Regions from separate parts of the Mus musculus genome. Here region 1 is linked to region 2. Evidence: chromatin loops called from intact Hi-C (ENCODE). Cell type or tissue: heart. All regions are shown on one strand. Links, peaks and the distances in the headings refer to the core of each region. The heading gives the core; the rest is flanking DNA.

Region 1 (2,906 bases), core at 108-2,607, 660 kb after region 2:
CTCAGGAGAGAACAGGCTTCAGAGGACACAGAGGAAAGAGTGAGGAAAGAAGAGGCAGGAGCACTCGAGAAGTCAGGCTTCTCCTCACCCTGGCTGGCTCCTTAGCCCTGAGACCCCCCTCTGACACAACCTTCCCTGTCTTTGGAGGCTTTCCCCAGTTGCTGCCCTCGCCACTATTGGTTACAGTAACAGTCTTTCTTTAGAAAGACCAGACAGCATGCAGGGCTAATACTCTATCAGGGAAAAAGGCAGTGTGCTGACTGCTGCACCTAGGACAGGCAGACTCCACACCAGAGATGTGGGAGCTGATTTGCCCAGGCTGACCCTGTCGAGTGGGCACCAGAAAAGCCAACAGAACTGTCTACATGTCCCCACTGATGGCACGCATCAGACCCTTCTGGGAGGAAGTGATATTAGCAGATCAGCAACCAGTCTCCTAGGACTTCCATGCCAGGTTTCCAGGCTTAGGAAGGTGGGTGTTGGTAGGCTACCCTGCTGCCTTTCCTATGTGAGGAGTGCTACAGGTGAGAATGCCTGGGGAACGCAAGAGGGGCTGGCGAGTGAGGGTGTGACTGGGTTCCCATCCTTACCCTTCCCCATGAAGCGGGTCTTATCATTGTCTCGGAGTTCTAGGGCCTCGTAGATGCCAGTGGACGCACCGCTGGGCACCGCAGCTCGGAAGAGACCTGGAATAGAGGTGCGAAATTCAGCACTGGGCATGGCACATGCCTGTAATCCCAAAACACCGGAGGCTGAGGCAGCAGGATCTGAGTCTGAGGCCAAAGGGGACCAAAGCAAGACTCTTCTTTAAAAAAAAAAAAAAAAAAAAAAAAAAAAAATCAAGTATCCCCCCACCCCAGTACTATCTGCACTGTGTGCAGAGTTCAACCCTCAGGAACATTTAGACAATACATAAAAATCTCACTCACTTCAATCTAAGACAAGGTGTGGAAGCCAGGCGTTGACTCAAGGTTTCATTGAGCCTGGGGTTTACCAATTTGGCAGCATTAGCTGACATCCTGTCCCTCCAGTGCTGCTGCTAGGCCTGGGTTTTTATGTGGCTACTGGGGATTGGACCCTGAGCCTCATGTCTGAACAGCAGGCATTTCCTATCTGAATCACCCCCCCCCACCCCTGCACTCACAGAGACTTAGGCCAATAGTGGGGCCCACAGCTCTAATCTCAGCACCCAAGAAAGAGGATTTGAGACCAGTGTGGGCTACAAACACAGGAGGTCTTATGCAAAATATACTAATTATTGTAAATACTGCTCTTAACTGGCAGGTGAAAGCATTAAGACTAAAGTCTTAAGAAATTAAATTAAAAAATTAAAGTCTTTAAAAAGGGCTACAGTGAGATGCCCTTCCATCTTGTCTTTAAGCATAAAGCTGCACCAGTAGGTGGAGCCATCCCTTGCTAAGAAACCTTATGTCATGTACAATGTCACCAGTAGGTGGAGCTATCCCTTGTTATCTGACACCTGATGCCACCTAGCATTCTTGGTATTCACCGGGTCACAGCAGAGAAGCCCTAGCAAAGACAAAGGCGGCAGTGCACAGGCAGGCTCTCCCTGATGATTTGAGGAGCCTTCATTTCCTGGGGGATGGGACAATGGGTAGGTAGGGCTGCGCTCTGGTGCTTGAATTCTGAGTCACACAATGACTCAGCTCAGACTGGCAGGCCCTCAGAGCTCTTCGGGTCCATTGCCACATCTTCCTCGGGTCTCTTTCCTATTGCACCCACTACACGCACCTCTGAATGCAGATGCTGAAATTAGCACAGGTTGGGCTTGAGTTTTTTTTTTTTTTTTTTTAGTAGAGCAATTTAGGCCTTGCTGTGTAGCCCAGGCTAGTCTCAAAAAGTTCTCCCCCTTGCAGCAGGCACAAGTGCTGAGATTAAAAGCTTTAGCCACCACACCCAGACAATTTCTTAATGTAAGTTTTTTTTTTTACAACGCTGTGGTGTGAATTTGGAACTTGCCCTCCCTTACTTCCCCGTCCCAGTGAACCCAACCCACATCCTGTCTTAAATACCAAGAAACAAGGCATGGTGGCAGATGCCTGTAATCTCAGTGCGTGGAAGGATCAGACAGAGGGACTCTGCCTTGCCACCCTGACCCCATTCTCAGTGAGAAGAAACCAAGAAACAGAGTGGGTGCATGTACCTTTTGCGGTGTACAGATCGACCTCAACAGTGGGATTCCCACGGGAGTCAAAGATCTCTCTGGCGTGGATCCTGAGAATAGACATGGCGAATTTCTGTAGGAGGAAAAACATTCATATCACCAATAAACAGTGACACAGAGGTTAATTCATTCCAAGGCCATCACCTCTGAGGGGTCCTGGACTTGACAGGTACCAAATGGGCTATGCGTTAGGTAACATACAGGAAAGTCACTCATCAGTGAGGGTTTGGGGAGCGAGGACTACTCCTTACACAGCAGGTCGGTGGCTTGGACTTCCCGCCAAGCTTGAGGTCAACATGGCACAATGAAATAAACCACTCCTACAGAAAGCCCTCAGAAGCTACCTGTACTGTGGGCAAATTAAATCCTCTGACTGCATAGAACAGTGTTCTGGCTCCACAGAGAAGGAAGTGGGAAGCAACAGTGAAGGAAGGTCAGAGGTTAAACTGACCTGGAGACCAGAGGGAAATGTGACATTTCAAAGCAGTTTAATTGTGGGAAAAAGAGAAACCCTAATTCATCAAATTGCACCCATGACAAGAGCAGAATATTCAGCTGACACAGATTTGATAACCAGTAAGAAAGTGTGAGGCAGGAGGCCAGAACCCCAAACTCCTTGGCCTGTGGTCAATGATCCTGCCATTCTTGGCCTGGTGGCCATGCTGGCTAGCACGTGGGAGGTCCTGGGTTCAATCTCCGCCATATTTAGGCAAGAGCTAGG
Region 2 (2,906 bases), core at 221-2,720:
TGGTTGACCTCAGGGAAAAATCAGGCTTCTGGAATCCAGCAAACAGCTTGTTCCGGCGCATCTCTGTGCCAGCAGTTAGGCCTGCCAGGAGAGTCAGCAAGAATCTGACCGGCACAAACGCCACACATTTCCCCCGGCCTCGCCTGCCTGGGTGCGTGCTGAGTCTTGGCTTGGGTGCTCTTGAAACCCATGGCTTCAGATGAGCTCTCTCGTACATATCCTGAGCCTTGAGACTATAACAGTTTGCTTCCTGGCCCATTTCAAATCCTTGATGTGGCTTTCCTCTCAGGTGACGGTCTGGCATCCGGCGTCTTCCTCATCAGATGCCTTTTAAGTGTGTCACAGAACAGGTGAATCAGTGACTGAGGAGTGGATGGTTTTGTTTGGGGACCAAGGGACTCTATCTTAGCTCTGGTGCCCTTGCCTCCCCCAGGGGACAAAGCAGATACTGTAGAGACATCTGTGGCTGCTGTCTTACTGAAATGACATCAGACTGACAAGCGCCATCCTTCGGGCAAAGGCTGTGTGCTCCTCCCCTGTTTTAAGATCCTTCCTGGGAGCTGGAGAGATGGCTCTGCAATTAAGAGCACTGACTGCTCTTCCAAAGGATCCGGGTTCAATTCCCAGCAACTACATGGTGGCTCACAACTGTCAGTAACTCCGGTTCCAGAGGATCTGACACCCTTGTGCCAATGCATATAAAATTAAGTTAAATTCAAAACAAAACAAAACAAAAAATCACATTTGGGTTGTCTGGGAGACCAGGCTGTAACTGCCGTGCTGAGGGAGAGGCAGGGCTGCTGTGAGTTCAAGACCATCCTTAGCTACGTAAGAGAGCCTCTCTCCACTGAAGGAAAGAATGGAGGGAAAACATGTGGAAAAAGCTCTAAAAGTTCCCAGTTTAGGACCAAGCATAACTGAGCTGTATGTGCCTAGCATGTGAGAAGCTCCATTCAAAACCGACATACAAAGCCATTCTAACTCCCTGAAGTGACAGAGGTTGTGGGCATCATGGGATGCCACGATTGCATGCTTGAGAGCACATTAGAGAGCCACTGGGAGCACCTACGCATTGCCCTGGGCATCCCGTCTTAGGCTCCCACAGCTCTGACTTCCTGCCGTGCCGAGGCCCAGGGATTTCTGTTGGTTGGTGGTCTTGCAATCCCTGTAACCTGGACTGTCCTGACGGTGGGTACGAAGTCATCAGGGGGCTGGTGTCCTTCGCTGACCTGGGAGACCGGCCTCCCTAGGGTTTGCCTGGGTTTGTTCTTAGACTTGGCTGAAGGTAAACTGCAGTGTCATCGTGTTCCGAGTCGCTGACTGGAACAGCAGCAGCTGGCTCGCTCACTTGCGCTCAGTCAGACCTGAGGGCCTGGCCCTCCTCCGAACCAAGTCACTGTTAAAAAAAGAAACATTACTAGCAGACTGTCCTGTGTCACGGTCTCGGGATGATAAACAGAAAACTGGGGTGGCCCAGGCAGGGAGTGGAGCTCTGTAATGAAGCCTGTCTTCAATCAGCAGTCAAGAGTGACCGTGATGTTACAGTCAGGAGCTCCGTTGTTAGCATCACCCTCGGTGCTGCTGAGTCCAGAAGAAAGTCATCGCAGGGAGGCTTTCCTGAGGGGAGAGAAGGAAGCTTGCAGTGAAGCTTGTAGGTGGCCAGAAGCAGGGAGTGGAAGGACTTACCAGGAACCAGGACACCCAAGGACTTGTAGTTGGTGGGGTGTTCTTCAAGTGTCCACCAGGTGGCGCTGTAGGAAAGGGTGGGGTCTGCTGCCTTGAGCTTGCTGCCGGTTCCCAGAGCTAACTCTTGGCATGGCCTTCTTTTTGTTTGTTTTGTTTTGTTTTGATTTTTCGAGACAGGGTTTCTCTGTGTAGCCCTGACTGTCGTGGAACTCACTCTGTAGACCAGACTAGCCTCGAACTCAGAAACCCGCCTGCCTCTGCCTTTGCCTTTGCCTCTGCCTCTGCCTCCCGAGTGCTGGGATTAAAGGCGTGTGCCACCACGCCCGGCTGGGCATGGCCTTCTTTAGAGGCTCAGATAATGGCAGTGGTAAGTTGTTTTGTCTTCATTTTCAAATCAGGCCTTTGACCACATTAGTTAGTCACTTACTATGACAGGAAGGCGGCCGTGCACACCTTGCCCGGTGCTCACGGGGCTCATGGCGGGAGGATGCGCCTCTGTTGTGTTTAAGCAGTGGGATTTAGAGCCGTGACTGTTCAGACTCGGGTGTTTGCTTTAGAAGAATACTTCTGGTAAACTCTTTGTTTTGTCTTTGTTTTTCTGGGGCAGAGCCCTCTTTGTAGTCCTCACTGACCTGGGACACGCTCTGGAACTGACTCTGTAGACCAAGCTGGCCTGGAACTCACAGAGATCTGCCTGCCTCTGCCTCCTAAGGGCTGGGGTCAGGCGTGCGCCACCTCACACGCTGTATTTCTGTTTTACAGCACAGGTTCTCTCTCCCCTCTCATCTGTATATATACATCTTCTTCCTAGGTCCTACGGCTCTGTTGGCTCACGAAGTAGGTTTTGGATGCAAGGTCACAACACACCCACTGGCTAAGGACAAAATGATGAATGGCAGTGAGTATATCCCTCCCTCCCTGTGCTTCCCTATATGACAGAATCCTAGCCAAGTGGAGGGCTCCTGGCTCTGCACGCACTTCTCAGCGGCGCCAGCCCAGCCTCAGCCTGGCCACCAGAACCCTGACTCGACAGCGGGGAGGGTTGTGAAGTGCTAGTTTAGGTAGTGTTTTTACCGAATCCGTGACAGCAGTTTCAGCAAATGCCTTTTGCCCACAGTGCACAGTGCTGCAGACCTTTGGCAATGTCTTCAGTGGGCGGCCAGCTTGCTTGGTGATGCGTTTCCTTCCTATCAGCTAGGCATTTGAGTTTTATTAACCCT

Evidence for each region. Hi-C counts contacts between places; a loop is a spot of excess contacts. Peaks named below come from ENCODE experiments on the same cell type or tissue, not always from the same donor. Only the 100,000 strongest peaks of a DNase experiment are listed, where the experiment ranks them.
Region 1: a loop joins it to region 2, with 2.6 times the contacts of the local background. A loop is called at or near these places in 2 of 42 quality-filtered maps.

Annotation. Positions count from the first base shown.
Region 1 is chr4:150,238,825-150,241,730 of GRCm38, reverse strand. Eno1 (enolase 1, alpha non-neuron) reads right to left here. Exons shown (of 12, transcript NM_023119.2): 2 at 2,165-2,258; 3 at 591-686. The coding sequence starts at 2,249. Among named protein-coding and RNA genes, the nearest start is that of Eno1, 3.1 kb to the right of the region's middle. In heart, for the core only: a CTCF peak has its summit at 1,418 (motif pointing right); DNase peaks (open chromatin) are centred at 1,036, 1,540 and 2,050; H3K4me3 peaks cover 1,885 bases; H3K27ac peaks cover 1,690 bases.
Region 2 is chr4:150,900,686-150,903,591 of GRCm38, reverse strand. It overlaps Park7 (Parkinson disease (autosomal recessive, early onset) 7), which reads left to right. Exons shown (of 7, transcript NM_020569.3): 6 at 2,498-2,584. Among named protein-coding and RNA genes, the nearest start is that of Park7, 7.8 kb to the left of the region's middle. In heart, for the core only: CTCF peaks have their summits at 1,521 and 1,728 (motif pointing right); DNase peaks (open chromatin) are centred at 1,381 and 1,711; H3K27ac peaks cover 910 bases.